2 separate regions of the Homo sapiens genome follow, and region 1 is linked to region 2. The links are chromatin loops, found by intact Hi-C in ENCODE. Cell type or tissue: HepG2. All regions are shown on one strand. Each heading gives the region's core, and the rest is flanking DNA. Links, peaks and the distances in the headings are about the cores only.

Region 1 (8,696 bases), core at 697-8,696, 110 kb before region 2:
GAGAGATCTGTGAATAACCAGATAACCCCAGCTGCCGTTAACCTTTTCACCAGGTGCCACAGTAATATTTCTGGTTTTTAGCCCTTTCTCTGCACTACCAACAAGAGATAAAATTGTTACTCACACTTATGTCTTACTGGGTTGCTGGTTTTCATCGTAACACAGAACGAGGTTATCTAGGGTTGTAGCTTTTGATACAACTCCCCGATCTAGATTTATTCCTACATTCTGAATGGGGAGCAGGTAAGAGCAGAGCACCTCCCACTGGGGGTGGGGTATTTAAAAATTAACTCATTAGTATCATAAACGTCAAGGATTGATTGGACCAGGCAAGAGCCATGTTTTTGAGAAGGTTCTGGATCTCTGACTCCATCCTGACTGTTTAGTAAGAGCATGCTTACACCCTACTGTGAAAAGGGGAGGGGATGTGGTAAGCGGAAACAGAAGACAGGCAGCAGAGGCATTAAAAATGCATACCATGCTTTCAGAACAAAAGCTCTGGGCCAGAAAGGCAATTTGGCTAAAAAATGAATAAGACTACTTCTAATGTAACTAAGCATCTCCACTATGGTGTGTGCCTTTTATAAAGGAAAAGAGAGAAAAAGGCAAAGCAAGGTTGTGGCCTTAGGTTGGACCTGGAATATCCCTTATTGCCTATAATGGAATATGTGACACTGTGGGTGAAATGTTCTACACACCACACACTAGGCCATTTTCAGATCAGCAGTCACCCATCGCTTAGCATAGAAATCCCAAAACCTCCAGCCCGGGAACACTATAAGCTTCGACCATTCAGGAATCTGCCCTGCACTTTGCATATCTGTATAGAAAATCAAGTCAATCCCCCATCCTCACACCCACTCATCTCTGAGGAGCTATGAACTGGTTTTGGTCCCTCTAATGATCCTCCAGCCTCATCTAATGCCCCCCAAAGACTGATACAAGTAACCTCCCCTCTGCTTAGGTGTCACTTTCTCAGCATATCAAGTTTAGGCAGCAAGGGAAAGGAATATGGGTCAGTTCTCAAATGTCAATGTAGATAAGAGTCATCTAGTAGAGAACTCATCAGAGTGCGGATTGCCAAGACCCTTCTCCAGAGATTATGGGGTTGGGGGTGGAGGTCTAGAGGTGAGCTCAGAAACCTACTGTTAACCAACACCCCCAAGTGACTGACACAGGTGGTCTAAAAATTACTTTTCTAGAAACACCATTCTGGAAGTTTGGCTGCCCACAGGCAGGAGGAGAAGCATGAAGAGAAAACCTGTTTGAGAAGTTTTGTTTTGTTTTGTTTTGCTTTTTAATAATTTTAGCACACATCTGCTGACTCTCCTTCAACATCCTCACCCCCACCCCTGGGCACCATTTAGGACAAGACTTCCTTATTTATCAATTACTTGATTTATCTTCTCAGGACTCATTGTTCCACCCCCAACCAATTTGAATGCCTACAATAAGTTCAGGAGCTGTGCCAAGCACTTTCCTCTTTTACAGCTGGAGATCACTGGAAAGGTGTCTCAGTCACAAAACTTCTCCCTCTACTACTGGATGAAATGTCTGCATTTCCACCAAAATCTACCCAGTCACCCAGGGAATAACAACTTAAGCTGTAGTTAGATAACACCTAGTGATTAATTGGCTGAGAAAACCCTGGAGTGGAGGGAGGCTCAGAGATACTGATATGGATGTGGGAGGGCTCTAAAGTTAGAGGTCACCAACTCCACAGATGAAACAGTTCAATAATGAGGAAACAGGTGAGCCCTGAAAACACAAAAGGACAGTTCTGTGTTGAAACACCCCATCCCCTCACGTTCTCACCCCAGGCCCAGAAGTAGGTTGCAACTGCCTTTGGAAGATTTTGCCCCTTAGCCATCCCCACCCACTTGTACCAGCTAAGAATGCTGGAGACTCTGCCACCATGCTCTGCGTGCCCCTGAACCTCTGTGCAGCCCGGAAGGCTGATGTACAGGTGTACCTCAATCCACATTACAGCCATGCTCCTAATGTACATGGACATTTTTGTAACTCAGCTCATATTCTGACTGTATTTGAGAAGCTGGCTGTTTAAGGGAACCCAGAAGTGAATTCTTTTGTAAAGTAAAGCACCCTTTTGTAATGCAATTAATTATCCCTTAATGTATCTGTTTTGTAAGTCTGCATTTTTGTATATCGGATTTACCTTAAGCTTCTCTAGTGAGGCATTCTGAGCAGTGGTGATCACATGCCAGATCGCCCTGCCTATCCACAAAGTAGATGACCAATGCACGCTCCTCAAACATCTTTGGAGGAACTACCTGGCCAAAACACTGGCCAGGATGCAGCAAGCAGCAGCAGGGGCTGACAGCAGGCTTACTGCCATCAACATTGCTTGAAATGCCTCTATGTTCTGAATAAAGAAAAACCATAATTGCTTGTGGTGAAACGAAGCAGTCTTCATGTTAAGTAGCAATGGTTATTTTTATTGGTAGTAACTGAACAGTGTTTTGCAATTTGTGAAACAGTGTATTGTGTTTTGTAAAATGATGTCATGAAATGGTGGGTCCTTGGAAACCTCCTTTCCGTTCAGCTCTGCCTCTGTTCTTTCAACTCCTTTGAGGCTCAAAAAAAACACAAAGATCAGAAGCCTTCAGATAGAGGGTGGTATTCTGGTAAAGAAGAAAGAGATAAGGGACGCTACCTTGCTTTTCTGGCACAGGAAGCACATGATAAAGCATGCTCAGATGAGCTGGAACAGATATAGCTACCTGGTTCGTGTAAATAAGAATAATCAAGGCCCCAGAGTGTGTATGCTTCCAGGTGGAGGAGAAAGGGGAATCTCCCAAAATTTAAAAACAAATTGGAAGAATAACCAGGACAGCCAAGTGAAGCAGCCACAGGGACCCAAGCAGTCGAGGTCTTTAATGTGCCTGGAGATGACTCTCTGCTATTCATGAATCTTGCTATTGCACAAACCCTATCAAGAGCTGCTGCTTCCCTTCCAGCCAGAAAAGTGGTAAGCGGAGCAAGTGCCAAGCAGAACAGACCTTATCATCTGGGTAACAGACTTCTCAGTGTTGGTGCTGTGTCTGTTAGAGCCTTAGAGCAAGTTAAGCACTTCCTTGGTGTGGGTAAAGAATAAAGGGGAAAGAAACTACTTTAGAGCCTCTTTTTCTCCCAACTCATATTTTTGATAGGAAAAACAGAAAACCCATCCAGTTCTTCAGAAATTGCTTTCTAGGCATTAATACTACTTTACTATCTATACTGTTTAGTTATTCCTTTCTTTACCCACCTAAACTATCCATCTAATCCAGGATTCCCTCACTCTTTTTTTTTAGTTACTAATCATTTTATGAAAATAATGTATTTATAAGTATTTTCTTAAGGTTTGTGAAGAGTATTTGCATTGTGTCTTCATTTTAATGTGTTTGCAATCGCTCCGCTCCAGGAAGAACGGAAATGCTGTCTTGTGAGCATGAAGTGAACGGGCTGTTTTGCTCCAGCCACTTTTCTTGTACAACCACATGGATGGATTAGATGTCCTCAGGTCTTTTCCATCTTCAGTTTCTATGACTGTGGAATAAATGTTCAGATAGAAACTTCACTTTTGGATGTACTGCTGGCTTTGTCTTTGGGGATTCAAATGTTGACATGATACCAGTTCCTTCTTAATAGGAGACCCATTAATGCTATGATTTATGCTTATTTCCTTGCTATAGTCCAAAGAAGAAACACAAGATATGCTGAGAAATCTCAGAGCTCAGGCATCATGAAGTAGAACTGAAATGGCTTCATCTGAGATAGACATTCCAGGAAAAAGCACAAGTTCAGAGGTCTCTAAAATCCTGTACTGATCACCCTCATCAGTAATTCGACAAACATTTGCTAAACAGCTTCCATGTACGTGCCAAGTGCTGGAGACACAATAGTGAAGAAGATAGGTATGGTCCCTAACTTATGACCTTTTTTCTTTTTTTTTTTTTTTTTTTGAGACGGAGTCTTGCTCTGTCACCAGGATGGAGTGCAGTGGCATGATCTCGGCTCACTGCAACCTCTGCCTCCCAGGTTCAAGTGATTCTCCTGCCTCAGCCTCCCGCCCGAGTAACTGGGACTACAGGCGCCTGCCACCATGTCTGGCTAATTTTTTGTATTTTAGTAGAGATGGAGTTTCAACATGTTGGCCAGGATGGTATCGATCTCCTTACCTCGTGATCCACCCACCTCGGCCTCCCAAAGTGTGGGGATTACAGGCATGAGCCACCACGCCCACCCTCAATCTGACCTTTTTACAACCTATAAACAGGTAATACTGTAACAACTAACATATATTGGGTACTTATTATAAACCATGATCTCATTTAATCTTAACAACCCCACAAGATAGGCACTATAGATGTAGTCTTAAGTAGGTAAATGAGACCTCCAGTTTACAGATAAAAAAACAAGAGTCAGAGAAACTATGTAACTTGCCCAAGGTTGCAGAACTAGTAATAGTAACAGAGATTTGTACAACCATACAGGATTCCGGTCACTGCCTCACAATTTTCTATTCTTCCTTGAATCCCCTTTTAGTCTTTCTGCCTTACTGCTTCTTTCCCATGCCTCGGCCTGGCCCCTAGCTCCACAGAACAGAGAGAGAAGCGGATATTGTAACTGCACCTTCATTGGTCCATTTAACTCAACACTGTAATACCTATGTCTCATAAAAATAGCATTTCAGCATCTTTTCTTTCTGCTTTCTAGCCCAACCAAGAACTGATGCAAACACAGTTACAAATCAGCAGCAGCCCTGCAGTCCCAGACATATGGGCAGTTTCTGATAACCCAAGCAGTTTTAGCTGCAGGCAAATTTGCCTTCATGAATCTGCTAGCCTGTTGCCTTCTTCACACACATTCTTTCCGAATAGAAACAATCAAATCTCATGAAAATGTAAATCCACTATAACTTAATTCAACTACCTACTTACCTAAGGGTGTTTTTGCATTACTCAATCATTCATATTTTGGATGCCTATTTGTACCCAGGCATTGGGGCTAGTTGCTGGAAATAGACAGATAAAAACAGCAGATTCTGATCCCATAGAGCTCAGTGTAATGAAAGGACACAAACTGACATTTTATGGTGTGTACTCTAATAAGGAAATGCACAACGGGTACTATTGGAGTGAAGAAAACACTGTGTGTATGTGTGCATGTGGGTGCAGGTGTGTGAGGTGAAGAGACTCAGTGGAGGGTAACAGGCAACTAAACTAAAAGAAAGCATGTACAAAATTCCAGATTAGGGAAACCATGGCAATCAAGAAACTGGGACCTTCAAATCATTTAATATAATAGAAACACACAGCTTAAGGTGGATGACAAACTATATGAACTGGAAAGAGAAAAGCAGAGGCAAGATCACTTGTGCTAAATTGGATTTGTGTCCTGAAGACTACAGGAACCACTAAAGGATTTTAAGCTGAAGAGACAACTAGTAAAAGAACAGGATCCTCACCACCAGGTGGAGCTGGATGTCACTCACATGCATTTTAGTTGTAGGACAGTGAGCAGATAAAGTTAACTTTTTGAAGTTTTGGAATGAGTTGGCCATGACATCATTTACCAGGACAGGCAGACTAGAGACAGACAGACATGGATAAACGTGTGTCTTAGATTTCAGGGAGGATGTCAGTGTTTTGTTTTGTTTTGTTTTTTTCCCTAGAAATAAGAAAATGTAGGTGGAAACGAAAGTTGATCTATCAATTTCTTTATTTGCTCAACAATTATAAAAGTTAGCATTTGCTGAGCATTTACTAGGTGCCAGGCGCTGTGCTGAATGTCTCCTGTATGATGATTCATTTCATCCTCCATATAACCCTATGATGTAGTTATTATTTTATAGATGAAGAAACTGAAGCATAGAGACATGAAGTAACTTGCTAATAAGTAGCAGCACCATACGCAGGCAAGTCGGACTTCATGAGAAATATATTTAACACAATGCCTGGAATCACAATAAGCACTCAGCAAATGCATATGATTGGGAGAGCAGGAAGAAATCTAAGATCCCTTGATTCAATTCTACTCTACAACAAGGTGCTAAAGGAACTCAGTGAATTCAGAAACAAAATGTAGTTCTAATCCAGGGCCTGGCAAAGAGTCTAGTTAGATTAGAATGATCAAGGATAAGTATAGTAGGTATATGTAAGTCTTTAGAAGACTTCAAAATGACTCAGAAAGTATTTTCACTTATTGTCTACCTGATGACATGTACTCTATTAGTACAGGTCTCCGATTGGGATAAAAGAACAATGGAGTTCTCATAGTAGCATTTCAATCCTGTGGCTAACCTGAGTGGCCCTGGAACCTATTTCCTCACTTCTAAAATAAGGACATGGTCTGAGTTCCCTTTCAGCTCTAATATCCTCAGAGCATATTATTATTATATTAATGTGAACATAGCTTCCCTCAAAAAAAAAAAAGGTTAACTTACAATAAATGAAGCTTTTATGCAGGTTTCCGTAGCGTAGTGGTTATCATGTGTGCCTTGCAGTAAGTGAAGTCTCAGCTACATGAGACTCAGCAGTCTCATGAGCTGCCACTACAGAAGTGTTAGTTTTAGAATTCATAATAATTCCTTTTATTGCCACAAAATAAATTAAAACTGTAGTCATATATTTTTGGATAATACAAATTTGAAGGGTTACTTCGATATATGGGGAAAGATTGTTTCTACTTAGGGGGTGAAAAAAAGAAAGAGTAATAAGGTTTGAATCACACATTGGCCCAGTAAAGCAGACTTCGGAAGATCTGGCAGCAGAACCATGAAGCAGAATTAATTTAATCATGAAAAACTTTACTGACTACTATGTGCCTCTGCTAGATATTAGGGATTAGACTGTTAAGACATTGTCCTTTTCATGTCCTTTAGTAATTGTGAAGTAGGCTATAAGTAAGACCTTAATAGCTAACATTTGGAACAGACCAAACATGGGCAGGAATCCCAGAAGGTAAAGCTCATTCTTTCTGATAGGACCACTTTTAAGTATTTCCAAACTTTAAGATCTAGAAAATTTGTAAGTATTTCTATGTCATGGGTTTCCTATTGTGCAAACCCAATCCAACCTACACATAATCCACCATTTTTCTACTAATCTCAGTGTATCTGTCTTAACATCAGAAAAGCAGACTTCTGCAATAATGACTAATCAAAACTTTTCTGCAGATCCACTGGGACATGGGTTTATCTGGCAGTCCTCAGATAAATCTTCAAAGAACAATATGTAACGGCATTCCACATCCTAGCAAATGACAATGGGAATAAAGATGAGAGTAGCATATGCTTCCGGCAAGTGTAAGCATCACCATCCTAGTAGGTTTAGAAGACTGATGATTATTTATTGTCTAGAATCTTCACAAAATCAAATCACAGTCATCACTCTAGTGGCATGTACATTAAACTATGTGCATCAAATTCCGGCCCTTGAAGAACAAGGAAGCCTACGGATCTGGACAGAGAAAAAGGAAAAGGAATTGCAATGGAAATTCATGTAAGAAAACAATTGCAGAAACAGCTCAATACCTTTGAAAAAGATCCCTATAGTAAGTAAGAAGGTAAGATCCAAGCCATGTAGTTATGCATGCCTCAGAGCACACCTGACTTTGGTCAAAGTCACTAAGAAATTTCCAAGGTAACAATGAAAGAAAGAAAAAAGAGAGAGAGAGACCATCCCTACAAAATCTGAAATGGTTGTTGTTTGTTTTTGAGACAGGGTCTCACTGTGTCACCCAGGCTGGAGTCCATGGCATAATCACAGCTCACAGCAGCCTTAACCTCCGGTGCTCAAGCTATCCTCCCGCTGCAGTCTCCCAAGTAGCTGGGACTACAGGTGTGCACCACCACAGCCAGCTAATTTTCGAAATTTTTTGTAGAGACGGGGTCTCCCTATGTTGCCTGGGCTGGTCTCAAACTCCTGGGCTCAAGCAATCCTCCTGTCTCAGCCTCCCAAACTGCTGGGATTATAGGCGTGAGCCACTGCACCCAGCCTGAAGTGTTTTTAAGAAATGAGAAGCCTCTAGGACTTCTATAATAATCTTTGAAATTGGCATTTATAAGCATTACCTTAAAGAAATTACCCTTTAAAGTTCATATGGATCAAGGGCTGTGATTGCTAACTAGGATCCAAAAAAGCTATGAATAATGTACATACAATACAAATAAAATTTGGTATGCAGTTTGGGAGTATTCCTAAAGCGCATTCATTGACCTCTTCTGTAGTGAGAGAAGCCAACTGCCAAAAAATCACCATCATTTTTGGTTGTTATCTGAAAATGACTGTGAGAGCTCAACTTGTGTTGCCAGGACCTCAAGCCAGTTGGGATCAGGGGCTCCCTGCTCATCTCAACTAGAGGAACTTCCTCTAAATCCAACTTCCCATGGGGCTAGTGGTTTCCTCCACAACATTCCACAGGCCCTATGGTCCCCTGGTGCTGGGCAGCTGGCTTTCTCAGCCAATTGTCACAAACAGCCAACAGCCAAGCCCAAACCACCTGTTGACCAAGCAGTATATCTGCACCCAACCAACAAAGTTATGCTCAAGCTTACCCTATAAGAAGAGCAAGAAGCAAGGGGAAAGTGTCCTATTACTAAATGAAAACTCACTGTGTCCAGAAGCAGGAGCTAATCCTGTCATGATGGTTCTGTGGGGGTGGGGGTGTTTGCTGAGCAGGGGGATCAAGGG
Region 2 (8,722 bases), core at 296-8,295:
TAGCACATTGGGAAAGGAGCCTCTTTTGCTCAGTAACAATGGCAAATAAGTACATTAAAGGATGCTTAACATTATTAGTCATAAGGGAAATGAAAATTAAAACCACAATGAGATACTACCACACATTCATTAGAATGGCTAAACTTTTAGGAAACTGAACATACTGAGTGTTGGTGAGGTTATGTAGCCACTGAAACTATTGTACAGTACAGCCACTTTGAAAGACAAGTAGGGAGTTGCTTGAAAAGTTAAACACATACCAATGATCAGATCCAGCCATTCGGCTTCTAGGTATTTACACAAAAACAATGAAAGAAAACATGTGTCCATATTAAGACTCATACAGGAATATTCATAGAGCTTCATAGAGCTTCATTTGTAATAGCCCAAAACTGGAAACCATTCAAATGTCCATCTGCAGCAAATGGACAAACAGATTGAGAATACCCATACCACGGAATACTACTCGGCAATGAAAAGAAAAAAACTATTGATATGTGCAGCAATATGGATAAATCTCAAAATAATTATGCTGATTGAAAGAAGCCAGATTTAAAAAAAGTGTGTATGATGTCATTCATGTAAAATTGCAGAAAATGCAAACTAATCACTATAGTGACATGAAGCAAATAAGGGTTGCCTGGAGATGGGGATGAGGTGAGGTGAGGTAGGGAGGAAGAATTTACAAAGGTGCATAAGAAGACTTTTCGGGATGATGAATATGTTCAATGTCTTGATAGCAGTGATGGCTTCGTGAGTGTATACACATGTTGAAACTTACCAAATGTTATATTTACATATATGCAGTTTATTATGTCAATTATATCTCATAAAGTTGTTGTTTAATAAAAGACTTTTAACACTGGTTTTTGCACCAGCCAAAGATGAAGGAACCGGCTTGTATCTTTCCATTAAGTTTCAAATTACTCTCCCGGAAGCTCCCTTGAAAGTGTAGGTCAGCATAGCGGAGGGGTGAGCGTGCTGAGTCACCTATCACCCCACTGTGCTTTTATCCACTGGTTTGTTTATAGTTTCTCTAAAGATTTCTTTCCAAAAAGACCAGGCTTAAGAGGGGAAAAAAATGGAAAAGGCTTTAAAATTCACTGGATCTTTAATGCCTACTAGCTGTAACATTATCAATCTAAGGTTCTATAAATGAGGAATTTTGTAAAATACTGTCTTTTTTAACTGAAGAAGCCTTCAATTATAAAAGACACACCATATCCCTAGCTTTCCTTAACAGCTTTTTAGGGGAAAAAAGCAAAATAAATGAGTATACTTATTATAAGATGCACTTCAATTTCAAAAATATTCAGAAGTATGATTTTAGAATACACATTCCAGCAAGTAGTCCTAGAGTTTTGGAAAGGGTAGGGTGGGATCGGCCTTCATAAACTTAAATTGCCTGAGTTGTGGTCTCAGCACCCAGGCTAGTCTCAGGCACCATCTCCTTCCTTTAAAGAAGAAGCAATACACTAAAACCCTAAACATTGGATTCAGCACTAGTTTTTTTCTTTTTTCTTTTCCCAGGCTTTGTAGATGGTGAGGTTATAGCCAAAATCCCATTTAACTCTTAAGAATTTAAGCTAACTTTCATTCATTTATTTATTCATTCAACAAAAACTTATTGGGCACCTGGCACTATTCTAGAGTCTGGGGACTCTGTCTGGGGACAGAGTAAGAAACAAGACAGACAAGAGTCCCTGACCCCATAGAGCTTACATTCTAGCAAGAAAACAAATGTTTAAAAAGTATACAGATAAAACACAATATGGGTGTTTCATATTGTGGCTCATATAGGCATGGTGGCTCATGCCTATAATCCCAGCACTTTGGAAGGCCGAGGCAGGTGAATCACCTAAGGTCAGGAGTTCGAGACCAGCCTGTCCAACATGGTGAAACCCCGTCTCTACTAAAAGTACAAAAATTAGCCAGGCATGGTGGTGCGCACCTGTAATCCCAGCTGCTTAGGAGGCTGAGGCGCGAGAATCACTTGAACCCAGGAGGTGGAGGTTGCAGTGAGCCGAGATCGTGCCATTGCTCTCCAGCCTGGGCGACAGAGTGAGACTCCATCTCAAACAAAACCAAAACAAAAAACACAATAGCATTTCAGATTGTGATAAGTGCTATAAAGAAAAGCAAAGCTGCTTAAGGATGTAGAAGTTGTGTGGGTTATTTCTGATAAGGTGTTATAAAGACTTCTCTGAAATGACATTTAGGTAGGGATATGAATGATATGAATGAGTGAACTATGTAAAAATCTGGAGTGTAGCATTCCAGGCAGAAAGCACAGCGAGTAGCATAAGTTCCTGAGGAGGACATAGCTTGGCCTGTTTAAGGAGCAATAAGGTCAGTATGGCTGGGGTACAAAGAGAAAGAGGGAGTGGTCAGAGATGAAGTGGGAGAAGGAAGCTCTTTTAGGTCACAGTTAGGAGCTGGCATTTTATTCTCAGTGTGATGGGAAGCTACTGGAGAGGTGATAAGTTTCTGAACCCCCCACTGAGATTCAGAAGAAACATCTTCCAAGCACAATATTGACATCAGCAGTCTTATCTAATCTCCTCTACGGCAAACGGTTAGATTCCCTCTATCAGCCACGAAAGATAAAAGTACGAAGAACACTATACTGTGCTAGAAATCAATGAAAAGGGTCAGTCACATGCTACAGACAGGGGAATTTTTGCAAGATACAATACAGATGAGATTAGTTTGAAAAAGTGGCCAGTCCTATCTATTACAACTCAGTCAGAAGAAGGAACAGCTAACCAAGAAGTGGACCCCAGCAGAACCCACCTATTTACTCAGGGGCTAGGGTCAGAGATGAGGTGAAGCAAGAGATGATATGGGGGTATATCTGGATCCCCCCAACAACTCTGCAACAGTTTACTTGATAACCGAAGTCATACCAAGCAGGATCCTTCAGTGTCATTTACTGCCAATGTGCCTTTGACAAGGATAAATATGCCTGGCAAATATCCGGGGTGCTACCTTGTCTGGTATCTAACAAGGCAAACCTTGCCATGCAAAGAATAAAGGCATAGACCCAGTTACTTTCTAATTACACAGCAAACAAAAAAATGAAGCTCTTTAGTATACAAGTGAATTTCCTAGCCACAACTACCTCAGGAACTGGTGGTTTCCACACTATCCCCAGTTTGATACCCGAAGTAACAAAGAAAAACAACTTAAAAATCAAAATTGTCTATATAGCCTTCATTTAGACATCACAAAAACTCTGAGAGATTACATTTTAACTTTCCATGTGAGGCAATCAGAAACTATCCTGGCCGGGCGCGGTGGCTCACGCCTGTAATCCCAGCACTTTGGGAGGCCGAGGCGGGCGGATCACGAGGTCAGGAGATCGAGACCATCCCGGCTAAAACGGTGAAACCCCGTCTCTACTAAAAATACAAAAAATTAGCCGGGCGTAGTGGCGGGCGCCTGTAGTCCCAGCTACTTGGGAGGCTGAGGCAGGAGAATGGCGTGAACCCGGGAGGCGGGGCTTGCAGTGAGCCGAGATCCCGCCACTGCACTCCAGCCTGGGCGACAGAGCGAGACTCCGTCTAAAAAAAAAAAAAAAAGAAACTATCCTAAGCTTACTTCTTTAAGAGTGTGCAAATGGGAGCATTTATAGGTGATACAAAGAGATAAAAAAGAAGAGCATCGATCTATCAGAGAAATATCTTCCCATGAAATACAGTTGCTACAACAAATAAGAGAAATTTTAGAAAATTCCAAATCAAGTTTTTGCCAGATTCAAGAGGACTCTGAGCCAGGTGTGTGTGGCTCATGCTTGTAATCCCAATGCTTTGGGAGGCTGAAGTGGGAGGATCACTTGAGCCCAGGAGTAAGAGGCTGCATTGAGCCATGATGATCACACCACTGCACTGGGTGACAGAGCAAGACCCTGTCTAAAAAAACAAACAAAAAAAACTTCAAGAGGACCTTGAAACTTCAAATCGAGAGCACATAGTCATGAAACATTAATGAAAAAAAAAAAATCTAGAACCATCTGTTGGTTGTAGTGAATTTGATAAGCCTGTCTGGATCAAATTTCTTAATCCTATCCTGCCACCTCCTTTCAATACCTTGAAAAACGCCACCGTTTAGAGTATGTGCACAAGTGACAAGTTATGGTCCCGAATCATGATCTCATCCATCCTTGTGAGCTAGGTTGGACTGAATGTCTTGAGCCCAAATGAGTCCTCTTCCTGCCCATGGGGCTTCCTTCACTCTGGTTCTTCCTTAGTCTTCTAAGTGGAGGGAGCAACATTTTTAACTGGGAGGGATAACCCAATGTCTTTCCATAGAACCAGCTTCACGGGAGCAAAGGAAGACGCCATTCAATAGAAAATACCTAACAAGAAAGAACTCCAAGATCAAGTGGCATTGGAGCATTTATCCTAACACAGTTCAACTTATCTATCTACATACACCCTTCTCACTGGAAGTACTGATTCCATTCAGATATCAAAGGAGAAAGCCTTGAGCTCCCCCTAGAGAACAAAGCATGTAGCCAGTATTTCCTGATCTTAGCTCTCTGTAGGCTTCACAAGTCTTGCCTCCCCTTCTCTGAAAGAGGCACTGGCGCCTCTTACTGCCTTGGGCACACGTCTTTACAGTACTTACCGCATTGTGCTATTTGTTGCAGCTCCTCATTCCCTTTCACATGTGAGCCTCTTGACGGCAATCAGACTGTCATTAGGTTTTCTCTTCTATCCCTTAAAATGGTGTCTGGTGCAAAGCGGGCCCTCAGCAACTATGTTTGTTAGGGAAATAAAGCATTCAGGAGAAACAAAAAATATTAACATTCCTGGAATGTTAATATTTTGTCTTTCAGTGCTCAGTTATTTCTCCTGCTTTCTTTTCTACTTCTTTACTCCACCACATATTATAACTAGCAACTTACATAGCCCTTGTTCATGCAATATGACACTGAATCCTACAATTCTATGGGAATAGAATTTCCCTTTTACTCTTACTAGAAAAGAAAATGGACATTCAAACAGGTGAAGTGAGCTGCTTAAGGTCACATAGCCAGGAAGTATTAGAACAAAGAAACAAAGCCAGGTTTTTCTGACCAGATTTCATGATCAACTAGGTGACTTTACTGTGTTCCTTTGGATTTTTACCAGCTTTAGCCTTAGTTTGTCTGCAACCGCCACACATGCACACTGCATACACAGTATACACACATGCACACTGCACATAAATTAGCAAAATGAAGATAACTTCTTCTGGCTCTCCCTTCTTTCTGCTTTATAACATGATCACTGATTGTAAAGCATTCAAACAATATACTCATTCTCAAGCTTGATTGCACATTGAATCATCTGGGTAATTTAAAAAATTACTAGAACCTGGGTTCACTTCCAGTAGTTCTGACTTAATTTGTCTAGAGTGGGCTGAGCATTCAGATTTTTCATAGGTTGTTAATGTACTAAGTTGAGAACCACTGCAATACAGAAAACTGTAAATAATTTTTTAAAAATCTGTAATTCCTTGGCCAGGCGCAGTGGCTCATGCCTGTAATTGCAGCAATTTAGGAGGCCAAGGCGGGCAGATCACTTGAGGTCAGGAATTTGAGACCAGCCCAGCCAACATCGTGAAACCCTGTCTCTACTAAAACATACAAAAATTAGCCGGGCGTGGTAGTGCGCGCCTGTAATCCCAGCTACTCAGGAGGCTGAGGCAGGAGAATTGCTTGAACCTGGGAGACGGAGGTTGCAGTGAGCCGAGATCATGCCACTGCATTCCAGCCTGGGCGATAGAGCAAGACTCAGTCTCAAAAAAAATTCTGTAATTCCACCACTCTGAGATGATCACCATAGTTAATATTTTGGTGAATTTATCTTCTCTTTACATTGAAGCATACATCCAGTGTTACAAAAAAGGGATAACATGCAAGTTGTTTTGTAACTTAGTTTCTTTACCTGCACCCTTTTCCTCACCTGTATGTGTGTGTATGTCTGTATGTCTGTAGTGTGTATTCATATATACATTTTAATGGCTTTGTAGTATTTCACGGTATAAAGGTAATACAATCACTTAAAATCTCCTTCAGATAGATAGATAGATTGATAGATAAATTTTCTGTTAAAATCACTACTTCAGTAAACACCTTCGTATATACTATTATGCCACCAGGCTTGTTACAGCATCATTATTTATCTAATCTGATTTACATGTTATTACAACATTTTCTCCTCACCTAAATTAAGAAAAATGAGAGAGGATGCAAGAAAGAAAGAAAGAAAAAAGATATGAAAGGCAAGTCCAGGAAACAGAAAACCCATCTCTCTTACAAATTTTCTGAGCTTATTTTTGACACATATTGGAATGATGCCCTTTGTTTGAAACCAGGGACGACCCATTTCCTAACTCTGATTTCCTTGGAGCCCTTTTTCTGTAGCCCGGGGAGGGGTGAACATGAAGCAGCAAGCCAGGTAGATTCCAGAGGCAGGGTCTCAGCAGGGTGTCCATCAGCCACAAGAGGTCACTAGGGGGATTTTTAAAAACCCTCGCTTCCCTGAGCAAACTCTCCCAGGTGAATACACTAGTTTTCAGGGTGTGTTGGCAATGGTAGAAATGATGGGAACAGAGTGATCTGACAGGATACTAGAATTCTGAATTTATTGTAGACATTGATTTGCTGCAAGATGTAAAGAAAAACATTTCTTTTCCCAATCACACCACCATTGTTTTAGGAATTATTTTGCCATCATAGAAAAGGAGAGACAAGTGGTATGCTCATAGGCTTTGGAGCCATAAATACTGAAATCATATCTCAGCTCAGTATTACCTTCAGTAAGTTACATAAGCTTCCATTTCCTCATCTGGAAAATGGCCACAATGAATGATGATACCTAATAAATGAAATAAGCCTGCAAAACGCTTGGTACATGTTAAAAGCTAAATAAATATTAGTTGCTGTGTTTGATATTGTGTCTGTGTTTGATATTGGAGGAGAGATGAGTTTGGTTTGGGGCATTTTGAATTGGGCATGCTGTTGAAATATCAAAATAGAGACAATAGCAAGAGCAGAGGGAAACATTTGTGGTCATATACTGCTCATGGGGGTGTTAACTAAACATAGGGACATAGTCTCTTTGTTATGCAATTGGCAGTACGTTTTGAGAACTAAAAGTGTTTTCATAAGTCAGGATGCAAAGTGTATAAAAGGGACCTCAAAATACAACAGCTTAAACTAGGTCAAAATTTATTTCAATCTCATTTAACATCCAGTAGGCAGGCAGTCCAGGGCTCCGCCACCCAGAGCTGGCTTTATGAGGGTTTGTCTTGTGCAGTCACACAGAGCCCCACAATCAGAAGGGCCCAATGTGTAGCCTAATGCTCTGCTGCTGCCATCTTGAAATTCTTCATAATTTCATCTTTGAATTTGTATTTTGTAAGTCAAATCCAATGGGACAATGAAGCATGCACATAAACAGAGGAATACACAGTAGGTGCATCTGTCCTTCCTTTGTATGACACCTGTCATTCACAGTAGGTATATCATGTCATGCCACCATGTTTGAATGTAGTAACGGCAATGCTCTCTGACCACAGAATCCCAGTAGACCCACGATGCATGGGAGTTTGGGGAGACTCCAAGTGAGTACAAGTTAAGTGTGTTATGTCTATGACTAACAGGGGTCTGGGAGAGAGTACTGACAGATCCCAAAAGGCCAAGCATTCCATTCAAACTAGACTTGCTTCTGTTCCAGAAAGAAAGCAATGGCATTGTTAGAAACATGAACAACAAAGGAACCCCACCACATCCTTTATTACTTGTGCTACTTCCCTGTATCAGCCAGGAACTTACTTTGAAAATAACACAGAAAGGGAACAATAGGGTAACCTGTAGTTCCTTTTCCTGTCAGTCCTTCCTTACTCATCAGTAGGTAGAAGGCAAAGCATGTTGATAGAACATATTTTATCAAGCAGTGAAATAAAAACAGTTGAATTTTTTGTGTGTGCATTGTTCCTACTCTTCTGGTAAGAATGAACTACATATCCATGTATGAACCACAAAATACAAATTGTAATTTTTGTGATTCGACACGAGTTAAGTGCTCTTATATTTGCATTTAAAATGGGTGTGGCACAATATAAAAATGAAAATTTATACTGATTTAAACTTTTAGTCTTCTTTACTTAAAACAACATTAAAAAGTAACAAAAATCCTATAAGAAATTAAAATAAAGAGCTTGGAAGAAAGATAAACTTTATCTTTTATTACCTTTAATGGCACTGCTGTATTTTCCACTTGTGGATTCTGTGTCTGCTTCAGCTTTTGCTATCTTCTCACCAGTAAAGAGCTGGGGAAAAAACAACAATGACAGGGAATTGAGCATAATTCTTTTTGTTTGTTTGTTTGTTTTTGTTTTTCGAGACAGAGTCTCACTCTGTCACCCAGGCTGGAGTGTAGTGGCGCGATCTCTGCTCACTGCAAACTCGCCTCCTGTGTTCAAGCGATTCTCTTGCCTGAGCCTCCTGAGTAGCTGGGATTACAGGTGTGCACCATCACACCAGGCTAATTTTTGTATTTTTACTAGAGATGGGGTTTCACCGTGTTGGTCAGGCTGGTCTTGAACTCCTGACCTCGTGATCCTCCCGCCTCAGCCTCCCAAAGTGCTGGAATTACAGGCATGAGCCACCATGCCTGGCAAAGCATAATTCTTTAATGGGCCCACATCATTTCATTACACTCACATCCCA

Evidence for each region. Peaks named below come from ENCODE experiments on the same cell type or tissue, not always from the same donor. Only the 100,000 strongest peaks of a DNase experiment are listed, where the experiment ranks them.
Region 1: a loop joins it to region 2, with 11 times the contacts of the local background. A loop is called at or near these places in 8 of 110 quality-filtered maps.

The regions. Positions count from the first base shown.
Region 1 is chr9:101,564,236-101,572,931 of GRCh38, reverse strand. It overlaps GRIN3A (glutamate ionotropic receptor NMDA type subunit 3A), which reads left to right. Exons shown (of 9, transcript NM_133445.3): 9 at 1-3,580. Among named protein-coding and RNA genes, the nearest start is that of PPP3R2, 26 kb to the left of the region's middle. In HepG2, for the core only: a CTCF peak has its summit at 5,481 (motif pointing right); a DNase peak (open chromatin) is centred at 5,481.
Region 2 is chr9:101,454,978-101,463,699 of GRCh38, reverse strand. It overlaps LOC105376184 (a long non-coding RNA gene), which reads right to left. Exons shown (of 4, transcript XR_001746862.2): 3 at 8,244-8,322; 4 at 4,611-4,759. Among named protein-coding and RNA genes, the nearest start is that of TMEM246-AS1, 9.1 kb to the left of the region's middle. RefSeq lists a cis regulatory region at 980-990 and enhancers at 913-1,057, 1,445-1,961, 1,962-2,478. In HepG2, for the core only: CTCF peaks have their summits at 4,498 (motif pointing left) and 6,497 (motif pointing right); DNase peaks (open chromatin) are centred at 4,489 and 6,499.